2 separate regions of the Mus musculus genome follow, and region 1 is linked to region 2. The links are chromatin loops, found by intact Hi-C in ENCODE. Cell type or tissue: left cerebral cortex. All regions are shown on one strand. Links, peaks and the distances in the headings refer to the core of each region. The heading gives the core; the rest is flanking DNA.

Evidence for each region. Hi-C counts contacts between places; a loop is a spot of excess contacts. Peaks named below come from ENCODE experiments on the same cell type or tissue, not always from the same donor. Only the 100,000 strongest peaks of a DNase experiment are listed, where the experiment ranks them.
Region 1: it touches region 2 in a loop (3-fold over the local background); 6 of 42 quality-filtered maps call a loop at or near these places.

What each region holds. Positions count from the first base shown.
Region 1 is chrX:10,573,159-10,581,497 of GRCm38, forward strand. It overlaps Tspan7 (tetraspanin 7), which reads left to right. Exons shown (of 8, transcript NM_019634.2): 2 at 6,157-6,345. Among named protein-coding and RNA genes, the nearest start is that of Tspan7, 92 kb to the left of the region's middle. In left cerebral cortex, for the core only: CTCF peaks have their summits at 1,603 and 4,393 (motif pointing right); DNase peaks (open chromatin) are centred at 1,248, 1,559, 2,490, 3,536 and 2 more places; H3K27ac peaks cover 269 bases.
Region 2 is chrX:10,229,128-10,237,466 of GRCm38, forward strand. No RefSeq gene overlaps it. Among named protein-coding and RNA genes, the nearest start is that of Rpgr, 17 kb to the left of the region's middle. In left cerebral cortex, for the core only: a CTCF peak has its summit at 4,093; a DNase peak (open chromatin) is centred at 4,098.

The sequences.
Region 1 (8,339 bases), core at 332-8,331, 340 kb after region 2:
GCCAGTGTGTGGGGGGGTACTATATCACCTTTTTCTGAAACAATTTATTTGCAGTTTAATTGATTGTTGTTGTTTTCTGGTGTTTTGCTTTGTCTTGTTTTGTTTGCCAAGAGCGTTATAACCTTAGAGTCTGTTATTTCAATAATACTTTATCAGTACTAAATGCATGAACTTAGCCAGTACAATCTGTACATCACTTCACTGGTATATTTCCCGAGAAATGTACTGCAGGGTATTTTTTCCACAGTGTGACTATCAGAGCAAAGATGTGTAAACTTTGTAAGTCCACATGTCACGGCAATATAATCTTGTGGGATCACAGTGACATGGGTGATTCTTTATTACTGAAGTGTTGTCATCCAGCACAGGACTATGCATCTTACTTAGTGGTGTGATCACACATGCATGCAGTGTGGACATGACAGGGCTGAGGGCAACTTATTTCAGTCACCAGAGGGGTTTTATCTTCCTTATATTATTATCTCAGGAGAGAGTTAAGGAAAGACTATCTCACCGGTTTTTGTGTGTTGCTGCTGCTGTTGTTGTTGTTGTTGTTGTTTTCATGAGAATCTTGCTTGGAATCCCTCACATGGATTTTCTTTGGTATTAACCTCTTTTCATAGTTGATCCTTTTCTGAAAGTATGATCCCCAGCCCTAGGTTTGCTTTAAAGGAGATATGAAGTTCCCATCCCACATAGCTCCCCCTTCCACCACACTCCCAGAATATAAAGCCACAGAAAGTGTGGGAACTGAATGACTACTGTTTGGGTGTTTGGGTTCATCTATTTTCATATGTGTATATACGATATCTATTCATATCTGTTTTTATTTTTGTGACTTAGAGATGATATGCAAAACACAATCTCCCTTTTGGAAATAATGAAAACCCAGAACAACAATGTGTTGAGTGCCATAATCATGACATGCACGCTACTCTGTCACAGATTGTTGATTAGATTCATATTCATATGGAATAATTGTTGAGATGAGTCGATTCAGGCTTATTCCCATCTGATAGCTCCTAAGGATACAGCCCATGAAGGAAGCATTGCTAAGACATACATTGTATTTGTCAAACCCTCATTATGGGCCCCAGGGGGCCATTGTGCTATAGGCACCAGTGACTGATTTTTTTCAAAGTTGAAAATTTGGACTCAGAATCAAAGAAGCAGTGGTTTAGCTGAATGGCTATTAGGACAGAATGAATGACAGATTGTCTCGGAAATCAGACACAGGAAGTGGCTGAGACATTGGGTGCTACAAAGAAGCAAAGGGCTTTATTCTCTTTATTCTCCTTCACATGACTCTTAAGTCCCTGGTGTGTACACAGTAATACAGAATGGGATAAACATGTGGTTACAGAAATTTTCAATACACATTAAGATCATTGTAGCTTCTTGATCATGCACTTGTTTGATGTGATCTTTTAAAAAAAATCTCTCTTGTTTTTTGCTTGTGTGGGATTTGAGCCACCAAGTTCTCAAAGGGCCAGTGCCATGAGCCAGGGCAGTGCTTTCTCCCACAAGTCTTCCTTCAGTGGTGGTTGGCTCCCTTCCAATGGCAGTCAGCCTTTTAGCACTGCTGGTAGTCATGCGGCCTCTTTGTGAATTAAACTGCACCAGCCGAGTTTTAAAAACAAGTGTGATTAACCTTGGAGCTTTGTGAGAGAGCTGTAGCATGGAGGGAATTCCCCCAACATTAAGTGTCTCCCACTCTTAACTACTACAGCTGGTCCCGGTTTCTAAGTACATAAAATCTCTTCATAAGTGGCTTTGCTATCTCCAATTACTAGTTCACCTGGATGATTGCTATTTCTGTATCTAGGTCATAAGGAAGCCAGAGGTGTGAGTGCCTTCTGAATAGTCTTATGCTCTGCTATGCTCATTCCATACTTTCAAGGCTTTCTGGACAGTTGAAAAGGAGCAATTCACTCTCTATGAGTGGAAGTCAAAGCCCTAGAACCTGTTTTCAACTTTTGCAAGTGCAGAACAGTGCTTCTTAATAAAAATAAGAACCATGCTGTACAGCTACCGTTGCCATCCCTCTCTGGTGTTTTCAGTTCACTCCTCCAAGTTAAATGCAAAGTTAGGTTAGTGAACGTCCTTAGCAAATGAAGTTAGCAACCTAGAAAATAGTTGGCTTGGTCTTGACTTTTCTTTTCCTTTTCCTTTTTCAGAAAACAGATTTTTTTTCTCATATAATATATCCTGATTACAATTTCCCCTCCCTTTGCTCCTCCCATTTCTTCCCCATCTTACTTCCCATCCAGATCTGCCCTCTCTCTATTTCTCATTAAAAACAATGAGGCTTCTAAAGGAATAGAATAATAAAATAGAAATTAATACATTGGGATAACACAAAACAAACAGAAGGAAAGGGGCCCAAGAGGAAGTACAGATTTTTCTACCTCCTGATCTCACTGGAGAAGGAATCGAAGCCAAGAAAGCTTTGGTGATCTGCCAAAGCCCACACAACTAAAAGAAACTGCAAGCCCTATCTCCTAACCCTCAAGTCTGGAACTCCAGCATACATCCCCCTTTTAAATACACCAGGTTCCTTTTCCTTGCCTATCCTCGACTGGGTTCCCAAGCCCACTAGAAACCCCTTTATACATTCATATTCTTAGTCCATTTTGCTGTACTGGCTACAGAGGTAAATAACTAATAATAAAAAAAAAACAAAATTGTAAATGCAATGGGCATGTACTTCTCAGAGTTTAAAGAGAAAATCATGAGATAACAGAGGCTTCTGATTTCCCTGCCAGTCTGACTCCTTTCGGTCCTCTCTAGAATGATGTCCCTGATGCTTCAGAAAACATCCCTCTCTAGTCTCCCTTCAGCAAGCACATTCACCTACTAAGTAAGGACAGGGATACTCTCTTGCCTACGTTTCCTCTTAAATCTAGCACCCGAGGGATCTATATTTTAACTATTGATAATTGCCATAGACTTTCTGCATCATCCATTTTGTCTCTGAGTTCCAGAGGCATGGGAGTGGAAGGCACTAGTCTACAGTCCCTCTGTGTGTAGTCAACAAGAACAAATGAACCTGTGAAGCTCTGGAATGCTTGAGCCATAGATTCCTCATGAAAATGTGAACTGGCTGCAATTCCCTCCTACTGTCTCTTTGGTGATTCTTTTTTATCAGTGCTTAGACACAGTGCCTTCTATCTCATAGAGCTTCTTAGGACAGGTCTCTTAGCTGTACCTTATACCTCTATGACTTCATTTCCCACCGTTGCCCTCTAAGATATCATTTAGTTGTTAATATGCTAAACTCGTATCATCATTGAAATGATTGGGTGTGTTCATTTAGAAGGTGGAGCTCCCAGGCTAGGTGCTAGGGAGTTTGAGTAATGATGGAGACTTTGCCCTCTCATACGCAAATCTGGCATATCATGTGTGCAGCTTTAGCAGGTTGGTCAGATCTATGGTCTATGCTCTAACAAAGCAAGAAGGAATCACATGGCTCTGGATGCCTGAGAAAAACCAGGAGGGTGCAGGGTTGGCAAGGAGCCTCCCAGTGTTACCTGGAATGACCTGATAAGAACAAAGAGGATCACTTATGTCTACTGCCCGCTCCCCAAATATTCTGTTTATGATTAAAAATGCCGCCTGGCGAGTCTCTTCCAGGAGCCTTTGGGAACACTGTGGCATATGGCCAAACTTCTCCAGGACTTTCTTTCATTGAAAATTTAAAGCAACATATGCTAGTTTTTCAAAGCTTTTCTCAGTCTAATCTAATGTTTTGGGTTTTTTTTTCTCCTGTACTAAATATTGAACTTAGAATTTCATTCATGCTGGGCTGTGTAACTGAGTTAACCTCCCCAGCGCCAATATACCTCTGCTAGTGCTGCTACTATTATAGTTTTCTTTGGCCTTGTTTCAGAGCCTGTATTAGTAGCAGCTGGTGGTATCCTGTTCCTAAGTTTAAGCTGTGCCCAAACTGTACTGGAAAGTTAAGACCTAGCTCTGAAATGTCCTTAGTCCCAAACGCATTCTCTCTCTATCTCTGTCTGTCTGTCTGTCTGTCTGTCTCTTTCTCTATATGTATATCTGTCTCTGAGTGTGTGTGTGTGTGTGTGTGTGCTCGCGCGCGCGCACGCGCGTGTTTGTGTGTGCGCAGGCGTGTGTGTGCAGTGCCAAATGTCAACTGTCATATGTATCATATGTACAGCCTTGCCCTTGCTGTTGAACATCTTAGAATGGAATTCTTTGTAGCTAATTTAAGGGTAGAAAGTTGATGATGAGCATCTTATTTTACCAATATGGTCTGTTTTCACCCCTGGTAACATGAGACTTGATTCTAGTGGGTAAAGCTACTGTTAGATTTCTATTTGGCAGAGTATGGCAAAGGAAACTGTTCAGAGAATGTGCTTTTTTACAAATGACCACCAGGTGTCAGCAGAGGATGTGAAACTTTTGGCAACATCTGCATTATTGGATTTAATTCACTGAAACCATTCATTCCCGTCACAGGAAGCCTCTACTGGGCCCCTTCTCCTCACAATTAGCATCAAATGCTTTCTCCTCAAGTCTGCATCATTTCTTCACCCTTTTCTCATCTAACACTTAAGTCTGGCATGCACAGTGGTAGTTCTACAAAATAAGCTATTGGGACAAGACAGGGGAGTTACCATTACAAAGTTCATGTGTTTTACTAAAGTTCATAAGGAGATTAATTATGCAGCACACAATGTTAAGGCTGCCTATGCCTATGCCTTTTCCTTCAAAAGGCAATTTAGCGTGTGTGTGTGTGTGTGTGTGTGTGTGTGCGTGTGTGTGTTGCTGTTTTCCTCTAGCTTCTCATCTTGCCTCTTCATTTGGATAGACTGAGCAGAAACCTGCGGTCTTTAGTACAGAGCATTGAGCTTTAGGCTGGGACAGCACTGAACTCCCTGAGTAGAACTCGGAAAGCACTTAAGCCTCGGGTCCTAAAGGTAGCAATTTGAAAACGGTTACTTTTGAATATGTCATCAAGTTCTAAATGCAACTGTGGGATGGTGGGGGACACAAGCCAGCATATGGCTTCACCAGCCACAATTGCTGAGGCCTGGGATCTTCAGGCAATGGAGAGTAAGGCCTAATACATAGCACTGAATGCACTACCTTAGGTAAGGGGCTGATAAATGCACGGGGCTAGAGTTTAAACATGTTATAAAGATTTCAATTGGAATGGTTAATGATATTTGACAAATAGCGTTACAAACAATACCAAGAGATGTTCAGACTCTTCTGTTGCTCTACAATGAATAAGGTGGCACCTCAATGGGGATTCAAAACTGTCTAGAATATTTTCTTTATAGAGATTTCGATGATAATGGGCAAGAAGAATATCCTTGTTCTTAAAGTGTTGTAAAAGATGGCCATAAAACCTATTCTACCCTCACATGCCGTTGATGAAAGGAGCCAGCATTCTCTCTGAAGTCATGCCTAGTTCAGTGTCGGACAGACACACATTGGAGGAATGCCTCTCCAAAGTGTCTTATGATGTTCTTTAAGCAGCTTTTTAAAAAAAATGTCCTTTATTGACTTGATTTCCAATTAATATTAAAACTATGTATAGGATATATAAGGGGAAGATATAATTTGCATACTATCAATGTGCGTTTACTGTGTGACAGTTTTAGCTAATGATCTCTGACATTTCTTGCCATTGAGGACAAAGCCTTCAGCAAATACACCTTGTTTGTGGAAGCTTGAATCTTAATGGCCACATTGCTCTGTGTCTGTGATGGTTTGAATGAAAATGTCCCCCACAGGCCCATATATTTGAATGCTAAATTTGTACTTCCTCTCTTGGTGAACCTGTTTGAGAAGGATTAGGAGGTGTGGCCTTGTTGGAGGAGGTGTGTCATTGGGCGTTAGCTTTGAGGTTTCAAAATACCATGCCATTCCCAATTAGTTAGTTCTCCCTCTTTGCCTATACTTGTGGATCAGGATGTAGGCTCTCAGCTTCTGCTACAGTACTGTACCTGCTTCCATGCTCCCCACCTTGATGGACATGTACTCCCTCTGGAACTGCAAGCTCCCAATAAACTCTTTTGTTATAAGTTGCCTTGGCCATGGTCTCTCGTCACAGCAATGGAGGAGGAACTAAGACAATGTCTTTTGGCAATAGCTTCATGTTTCATGTTCTCTTCTCTCCTTTCGCAGATCACTGGGGTGATCCTGTTGGCCGTTGGAGTCTGGGGAAAGCTGACTTTGGGAACCTATATCTCCCTGATTGCTGAGAACTCCACAAATGCTCCCTATGTGCTCATTGGAACCGGCACCACCATCGTGGTTTTTGGCCTCTTTGGATGCTTTGCTACATGCCGTGGTAGTCCATGGATGCTGAAACTGGTGAGTACAACTCAGCATGATGTGATGTGCTTTCTTGGTTATTTTTATAAAACAATAAATTCATGCAGCAGTTAAGTAGCCCTTCTTGAAGCCACATACACACACACACACACACACACACACACACACACAAAAGACTTTAATATTCATTGATTTTAATTTTACACTAGACTCTTAACTAATCCAGCCTTTAAACCTCCCAGTGGGAAAAGCTACCCCAAACACAGCCTGGCACAATAAACGTAGTCCCAGCTTCCTGAGGTAAATTGGCAAAGCACTGGCCATTGATTCCAATGAACGATTAATGTCTTCTTGGCAAGATGCCTTGTGCCAGTCTCAAACTGGCTTAGAAATCCCTTGTGGGATGTGATGTGCAGCTTCGGCGGGCAAGGGATCATTCTGAACATGAACAGCCTTCCACGTCCAAGATCCCACTGGAGTAGACCTCTCTTTCTCCTTGAATCTTGTCATGCAAGGAGGTGTGCACATGCTTTTCTCTCCAGTTGTACTATCTGGCCCTGTGCTGTGGGAGTTGAACTAAGCCAGAAGCTCTCACTCAAAGGGCTGATGCAATGACAATTAGCTTCCAGGGCCACAGCAGAGGCCTATGTCTAATAGTGCAGACAGAGCAATAATACATCCCTAAAGGTAAGGGCAGGCTGCTGAAAGACCCTTACGGCGGTTTTAACTACCATTAGAATCTTATGGTACTCTTTTAGCTTTAACCTTAATAACTGAAAAAATCATCAATAAGAACAATTTATCCTATAGGGAGGCCCAAAGAAGATGTCTGACCACAGAGTTAAATGTCCATTTTCCCACTTGCCTTCTGATAGTTATCTTTCCACATAACTTTGTGGTGAATTGTAGTGTTTGGTATGAGCCTCTCCACAGAGTAGTGCATGCTTCTGATCATATTTTCTATGAACTATACAAAGAAATTATGTAGATTGCATATAATTACCGCATGCTTAATATTTTACTGGTTGTGTGCTTATATAGAATTTCATCAATATTTAGAGAAATGGATATTTTAACCCAATGCTTTCTTCTTTTAGCATATGTGTCAGTAAGATTTTTTTATGATCCCATACAAATTTATATACTTATAAGTCATATGTATATATTATAGCTAAGCTATGTGGTATTGTGTAGTCCACCCACAGCATCATTTAGGGTCCTTGCAAACATTCAAAATGGCCCTATTTTGAGACACAAAGAAGAAGGTTATAATATATATGACATGTTGGTAAGGAGTTGATTCCTCTTCCCTTTTTCTGTTTTTCAAAGTCAGAAAAATAGCAAAGCCTTCATAACTCGTAAGTGCTATGTAATGTCCTTGAACTCAGATATTTGTATGCATGTGTTCAGAAAGACAGTGACAGAGACACAATCTTTCGAATTGAAAAGTGCAGGTAAGATAGGATGAGAAACACTGGGATGATTGTTAGTAGTCTTGGTCACTTGCTTTGTTAGAGGTTGTAAATTCAATGAATTGCCCAGCCCAGAGGCAAGGATCCCCACATGAACTGGTTGAGGGGATCAGTTCAGAGATGGCCAGCAAAGTGAAGAAGTATGTCATGCTATATACACCCGGGCCTTTGACACAAGATGACAGGCTGCACTTCCAAGTAAAATGGGTCTGTAGTCATTTACTGTGAGATGTGGCTAAAAAAAAAAAAAAAAGAAAAAGAAAAATAGAGAAGTTTGCCCAATGCACAGCTTCGCATCCCAGCCATACTCATACATACAAAGGACTAATGTATATACATGTGCTTGGGCCCTTATGCTTTCTAAAGCAGAACCACTACTGGCTAAAATTGGAAGTAGGAAGACCTGTGGCCAGAAGCAAAGAAGTTTTTCTGATAATTGCAACAATTAGGAAATAGAACAGTCAGGGCTGGGGCAGCACCTCAGCGGGGTAGTATTGAAGGCCTTGGGTTCTATGCCTGGCATTAAAAAGAGGGTAAAAAGAAGATTTAATTTTCAGGTTC
Region 2 (8,339 bases), core at 99-8,098:
AAAGTGGACACTGCACCTTGACTGGTCAGCACAGTGGAGCTTGCTCTGGAGGTGTGAATGTGGAGGACCTCCAGAGCAAGCTGATGAAGGCATTGGATGGCCTAGCCAGAGGAGTGTTGGAGAGCTCCCTGTGGTGGTGCAAATAAGGGAGATCCCAAAGGCTGACCAGCTCAATGGCCACCCAGGCCAAGATCCAGGGATCTGAGTTGGCTCACCCTAAAATTAATATCATCTGCAAAATGTTAGGGTGCTTGAAAGGGCCAGTGCTACAGATCCAAAGCTGCAGACTCTCCGTGACATTGTGCAGCAACAGAATGACTCAGGGGAGTCCCAGTGAGGGTCCAATTTTGGTGGCATCACAGAAGCCTCCCTCCCAGCTCGCATATATGTAGCAGATGTGCAGCTTGGTCTTCATGTGAGTCCTGAACACCTGGAATGGGGATTATCCCAAAAGTTGTTGCCTATACATGGCATACGTTCTAACTGGGCTGCCTTGTCTGCCCTCAGTGAGAGAGAAAGCACCTAGCCTCACAGAGACTTGAAGTGCCAGGGTGGAGAGATACCCAGGGGCCCCCCACATCTGCTCAGAGGAGAAGGGAGAAGGGGAGAAGGAATGTGGGAGGGAGTAACCAGGAGGGGGCAGTGAGCAGGATATGAAGTGAATAACAACAACAACAACAATAATAATAATATAAAAATATCTATATAAATAAAAAATTATGAAATGGTAAGGTAGAATCTGGATTATTGTATTACCTTTTAAAAAACTTTTTCTTCCAAATTCATATTCTTTTATGATTACAGAGAAGCCAGACAGATATTTTAAGATAGAAACTAAGTCATGTATTTCCCTGCCTAACAGTCTTTAAGAGTCTCCCATTTCATATTTTAAAAAGTTCTAAACACCTTTCTTTTGTATTCACATACCCAAGATTTAATTCTATTTCAAATAAACTGCATCACTACTGTGCCTTTGGATGTACGCTGAGGAGTCTATTTTGTTACAGGTTTCCTGGCCTTGTACTTTTCTTGAATGCTTATTTGCTCAGTTGCAAATCGGCAATAAATCTCAGCAAGCAATGTAACCCAACCCAGCCCAGCATGGCTCACGGCCAGTCTTAGCACTAGGGAGGCATCAGTAGGTGGATCTGCAAGGTGGAGGCCAGCACGATCTACAGATACAGAGAGAGTTCCAAAACAGTCAGGGTTATGCAGAGAAACCTTGTCTCAAAAACCAAACAATGAAGGTGATTGGTTTTTTTTTGGGGGGGGGGGATTTGGAGGGGGAGGGGGGTTGCCTTTTAAGTTGGCAAACTAGGTATAGTGATGCATGCCGTTAATTCCAGCACTAGGGAGACAAGGGCAGGTGGATCTCTGTGGGTTCAAGGGCAGCCTGGCCTACATAATGAGTTCCAGGCCAGCCAGGGCTACACAGTGAGATCCTGTCTTAAAAAACAAAAGAAGAGAAATGATTCTCTGCATCAGGATTAGGGCTAGTGAATCTAACTTTTCTGACCTTTCCAAAACAAAATTTGACAATAAAATTATAGTTTTTAAAAATCTTTATAATGTGTACTGAGCATAATTACTTCTTTAGCATAACTCCCTCTCAGCTGTCAAGAAAACAAAATTATGACATTTTCAGGTAAATTAATCTAATTATAAATATTATGATATGTGAGGTGATTCAGTGTCACGATGACATGTGGCTCACATTTTCTCAGATGGAGATGTTGACTTTTAATATGTGCATGTCTTTAAATAAGGAGCAGTGAGAATGGCACAGTATCTGAAACTAAATAGACCAAGCAGGGGCAACAAGTATCTGGAATTAGGGACAAGGGTGTAAAAGGTCACATGAGACAAAAAAGTAGAAAGGATGCTGCTAGGCACAGGCGACACAAAGAGGATGGGAAAAAAGATCATGGGATGGAGAGACAACATTTTTTTTAAACAAAATGTCTTTGTTAGCAAATAATCTTTTTAATAATATGTATTTAAAAGTATATTGTTGGTAGAAAAATATTACAGATATCTAAACCAAAATAGTTCAAGTTCCTCTTCTCTTCTCTTCTCTTCTCTTCTCTTCTCTTCTCTTCTCTTCTCTTCTCTTCTCTTCTCTTCTCTTCTCTTCTCTTCTCTTCCCTTCCCTTCCCTTCCCTTCCCTTCCCTTCCCTTCCCTTCCCTTCCCTTCCCTTCCCTTCCCTTCCCTTCCCTTCCCTTTCTTTTCTTTCTTTCTCTCTCTCTCTCTCTCTTTCTCTCTCTCTCTTTCTTTCTCTCTTTCTTTCTTCCCTTTTTTGTAGTAGGGGGTTGTGGTCCCCGGAATGAAGGCTGGGTCCTGGAACGGAGACTAGGAAAGCGCTCTGTGTCTGAGCTGCTCCACAGCCTTCATTTTCCCTTTCATGGGGGGTGTGGTGGGGGAGGCAATGTCTAACCAGGTCAGCCAAGCAAGGCTTGAATTTGCAATCTTCCTACCTCAGCCTCCCAAGTAACTGAGATTACAGGCTTGCACCACCTGGCGTGACTTAATAAATATGTCCTAGGAACTATTAAATCACTTTCTAGAGGTTAGTGATCTGTAAGTGATTCTATTAGAAAATATTGGCCCATGATTCAGTCCTAGTTTTATTAGACATGGATCACTGAACCCCTTCCATTACACCATGCTCTAATAAAACGGTGCCATTTTTGCAGTACCTGGAGCATTATTTTCTTATAGGCATAACTTATGCATCCAAATGAGACATTAACTGTCTTTTAGTAGGTCACACAGCGTAGCAGGGCTCTGATTGCTAAGAATGTTTTGACTCTTCATTTTAAACGGTTGCTGGAATATGAGATGTGTTCTGATACATTACAAAAAGCTGTAGGTATATAGCAGTGGTTCTCAACCTGTGGGTTGTGACTCTCTGAGGAGGGGGTGTCAAATAACCCTTTCACAGGGGTCACCTAAGAGGATTGGAAAACACAGATATTTACATTGAAATTCATAACAGTAACAACAATAAAATTAACTTACTGTTGGGGGTCACTACAACATGAGGAACTGTGTTAAAGGGTCACAGCATCAGGAAGGCTGAGAACTACTGGGGTAGGAAACACTTAGTCTTCCCATTTAAACACTGTTTTGAAAATAGAATTACTTTATTTAAAGTTTAGAAAACAAGGTTACTTTGAAGAATAATTTGAAGTTGAAGGTGAAGCTGATGGACACTTAAAACACTGTCATGAAGAAGCGAAGAATTGTGGTTTTGGTTAGGTGTTTTGTTTTTTGTTTTGTTTTGTTTTGTTTTTCAACTTGACACAAGCTTGAATCATCCAAGAAGGAGGAATCACAGCTAGGAAAACACATCTATCAGATTAGACTACAGGCAAGCTTGTGGGGGCATTTTATTATTATGGGGGGGGGCACCATTCCTGGGCAGGTAGTCCCGAGTATATATATAAAAAAAAGCAAGTTGAGCAAGCCAGAGGGAGCAAGCCAGTAAACATAGTTTCTCTATGGTCTCTCCTTCAGTTCCTGCCTCCAACTTCTTGCCCTGACTTCCCTGGGTGATGAAGTGTTATCAGGATTAGTAAGCCAAATCAACCCGCTCCTCCCCACATTGGTTTTGCATATGGTGTTTATCACAGTAATGGACAGAAAACTAGGACAGTAAGTAGGCATAGCTAAATGTTCTATTATTTGCTTTCTTCAACCAATGTAGACTGACTTGAACACTTCCCAGGGGAGTCGTCCCTCCCTGCAATGCTCATATAAGAGAACAAGTCTGATAGAAGCCAAGCTTTCCATTCATGCTTTGTTGTTATTTTCTGCCTTAGTATCCCAGGTGAGTTGTTTCTTCACTACTTCTTATTCTACATCTGTTTAATCTGGATCCAAACTTCTAATTTGCAAGACTGTGTGCTTTCAAATGAGAGGGTGTGAACAAATCTCGTACAGTGCCTGGCTTTCAGCAAGCTCTTTACATATTACTTACCTTGCTGCATGTCTTTCATTCCCATTACTTGGGTCTCATGGCCTGGTTTTCTAAAATCGCATGGCTTGTACAAGCTTTCATAATCAAATGGAGGCAGCCCTGCAGTTAAACTTGGCACATCTAGATGGAGCCAGATTAATAGCTTTCTCATGCTGCATCATTCCAAATACAGCACAGCTTTTCTTTTAGACAGCAAAGAACACTGGAGAGGAGACATCTGGAAAAACCTATGTGCTTTTTAAGCAGCATCATAGGATCAGGGAGGGGGAACCTAATGACTGTCAGACTTTTCAAAATAAATGTCCCAACTGTTGACCAACTGTATGTTTGTGAACACAAACCTCCTCTTGTATTAGCTATTAGTCATTGTCATTTATGACTGGAAATCAGGCTTTTAAAGCTTCTAAGTGTCAATTGAACTATTTTCAACTATGCTTTTGAGTGGCGTTTTTATTAACATATATTCAGTGAAATGACAGGTTTCATAAATGATGCTTTCATCCAAGTACATGATACACTTTGACCATATTCATGCCTCATTACTCTCTCTGCTCCCTTCCTCTCCTCTTGGCCACTGACGGCTTTTGCCCAAAAGGGTCCCTCAGATACATTCATTTTCATTTATAACCATTTACTTGAAATTTCACCTTTCATATTAATTCTGAGGTTTTGTTCCTTCTTGGTCCTCTTCCTAGGATGCTGTCTGCTGTGTTTCTTTATGGCAATATTAACCAAGAAAGGATGCACTCACATGAGCAATTTTAGATAATTTTTGAAAAAAAATTACTTAGAAATAGTTTCTTTTGAAGTTGGTTAGAACAAACAGAAAGCAATGGTGCTAGAACTCAGACTACTATCAGTGGGGCTGTTACTGCCATGTAGCCCAGAGCAATGAAGGAAGAGAGCATTGGTTGGAACCCAAAAGGAGAGATCCAAGGTGGGGCAATCTTGAAGAAAACAGTGCATCTGTATTAAGAATAGGTCAAACCAAGGTGTCAAGCAAAGAGTGGAAGAATCAGTTAGAATGTGTAGCTCCACTCCACTCTATTCTTCCATTCCCCTTCTATGACCCCTCCAGTGGCCAACCCCAACCAGAAGCTGGAAGGCATGACAAGTCACTGATCTATGGCATGTGCATGAGTTTCACAGGCACTGTATGTACCCAGATTAAATGAGAAGGCCAGGCTCAGAAAAAGAAAGGACAGGGATCTAGAACAGCAATGTAGCAGGACCAAACTGGATAGGACACCAGTGCCAGGTGCGGCAATTGCTTTCAACATACTGCTAATGTCACTGTCCCATTACATTTTGCTCAAGAACAAAATCCTGAGTGAGAATATCCATTTGGGTGAGGTCAGTCACCCTGCCTTCATCTTTGCTGAGGAATAGAGAGACAGTATCAATCACCACAGAGTGCCCTAGTGGAAACCCATGTGCTTTCTTCTTTAAATATTCATATTTTTTTAAAATCTCATATAACGAGATTTCTAGATATTAAAAAAAAATGAGTTCAGGGATGGGGCTACAACTCAGTGGAAAAGCACTTCTTAGGTATGTATGGGTGCTGGGTTCAAGCCTCAGTAAATAAACGAAATCCAGAAAGAATGTTCTGTCCCTTCTTGAAAAGGAAGCTGTCACTAGTAAATGACCTCTGAAGTCTTTATCAATCTATGGCAGCAAGACAATTGGGAATGCAGTGGGCTGGGGTTTGTATTTGCAATTTTACATCGTCTCTCTCATTTCCTTCCTTCCTCCATTTCCTGTGCTCAAGAATGCCCCTTCCACCTTTATCGTTCTAGATCTTTATACAATAAGGCAGGGAGGGCTAAGTTACATCTAGGTTAAGAGTTCAAAATGTGGGCAGTTGAAATACATATGCAAGCTTACTCAGCTCTTGGGAGTGCTGCTTTCTTCTAAACTTCGATGAACATGACTTTCAATATAATCTTAGGGCTTTTTTTTTTTTTAGCCACAATTTGCACATGAGACATTTCTAAAACGTTTACATACTTAAAATGCAATGTGACATTTGTAAGAGTCAGAGTAGTTTATTTTAGAAATATAGAGTAATAGATAAGGCAGCCTTAAGATTCCTCCATTTGGTATGTCTTCCAATGAACCTTCACAGGACCATCAACAGTCTTAATTTAGGAAAGTCTGTTTCCATCCTTGTGAAAACCTTTTTGCCACCAATCCTTAAATGTATTTATTCCCCTATCCCTACCTCTCTGGAACCATTAACCACTACAAATGAAGATGCATGGATAAGTGGCTCAGCCCTTCTCTCCCTCTAAGGGACATACCCCGTGGGAAGCTTTGCTCACTGGATCCCTCGCCTTCTGTACACCTGGATTTGGAATACCTGCCCAGTCTACAAGGAATTTTGAGGTGTGTTCGATCCACACTGATCTAAGATTGCGTTTCTCAGCCTTGACTAAGCATCCTCGTAGTCTCCATGTGTACTTCTCAGCATACACACTTCTCTGTGCACATACTTTCCCATGTACACTTTCGAGATTTTTTTTTTCAAAAAAAAAAAAATAGAAATCTAGAAATGTGTTGGCTTTCCTCGGCTTTTGACTTTGTTAGTACCTCTTCCCATCTGGGGCATGTTAAATCTGACAGCTGGTAGGGAAGTGAGGTGGGGAAGAGAACCCACTTCACATGGCAGGGCAACTCCCAGGTGAAATACTAGCTTCAAGCAAGGTAACAACAGTTTCATCAGGCAAGGTAGGAGAGCTTTCTTAATCTGGCAAGGGAGATTGGATGAGAATTAAGGATTCAGCCTTCACAGGGCCTACTAAAATCCTCTCATATATTTCTGTGTCAATGCCTCAGCTTTCAAATTAAATCAGATAATACCCCAATATGCACCTCTAAAATCTGTCAGGACTGGAAATGTCACCAATATTATAATTCATCAGCACACTGGATCAAAGTCTGAATTTCTATTTGGCCATCTCAGTTCAACCGAGGCAAATAACTTTTTTATACTATAAAGCTATTTATTATAAAGAACAGCTACCTCATTAGCTGTCACTGAATTCCTCAGGCCCTTCATAGTATTCTATCTGAATCGGATACATGATGGGCATTGCAGGTTACTATTGGCAACTGATAAGCTAGTTTGTAGCTATGTTCCTGAAGAGGGCTGTTAGTGCCTGTCAACCAATTCTGATTTTTATCAAGGTTTTCTGCAGCTTAGTTTATGATAGCAATTTCTGAGTCAGTCAGAGTTCTTGAAAGAAATAAGATTTAGTAAGAAAACACAAGGTAAAGCAAAATTAACAGGAATTCTGAAGAGAAGTGACTGAGTGAGAGTAGTAAACAGGGAAGAGAAGAGCAGGTCTGAATACAATTGATGCCTTAGTGTAGTCTAGAGGAACCTTGGTCTTGCTTGCCAAGACAAGACCAGGCTGAGAACTTGACAAAATCAGCACTGCTCGTTGTTTACAATACTACATCTCATCTCAACAGTACAACATTTTCAATGATCCAAGTTTCAGAGTCCGAGGTGGGAGCATTCACTGGGTCCTCTGTATTGTACAACTTGGCTTTTTCCCCTCTGGGGTATAGAGAAGCATGAAGATAATACAGTAAGTCCCAGGATGGAACCTGGGTATGAGGGTCTGCTGCTACATATTAAAAACTCCTTTTCGCCCAGTCCATGATGGAAGAGCTTTTATTAGGAACCCCAAAGTCAGTTTTGATTGTTCACTTTCTCCCCACCTTTCCTACTTTGGAGAATGCCGCTGTACTTTTCTAGTGTTTCTGGAAAGTAGAATTGGAGTAAGATATCCAGGACCCATCAATGGACACACTATGATTGCAGGCAGCTCCTGGCTGCCCCTTGGAAGATTCTATGCTCATTATTAAGAATATAAGAAATACACCACGTAAGATTTCCCTTCTTTATACAATGGATTGTCTTAAAGGATCATGTTAAGACAGCTCCTCTTTGAATATGAGACTTTTATACATGCTAGATTCTATGTATTTATTGAATTTCTCTATAATATTAAATAAGAAGCATTTTTCTTTACTTGCTTCTTAACACTTTCTTATTGATTTTAGTAGTTTCCTTACTAACCTATCTCCTCACTATCTATATATCATGCATATACAAATCAAGGTGAATCTAACAGAGGTCAACGATAAAGGAAGTTGGCATTTCCGGAGGCCTTAAGGTCTTATCAAGGTTGAGGAATCAGTTTTACTTTAAATCTCTTATCTATCTAATTATTTCACCGCTTTGATTAACTAAAGGTAAAATTGGTATTGACGAAAAGACAGAGCACAATCAGACAAGCAGATAAGCAAATAATTGAACACAAATAACTTTTAATTATACTTACTTAG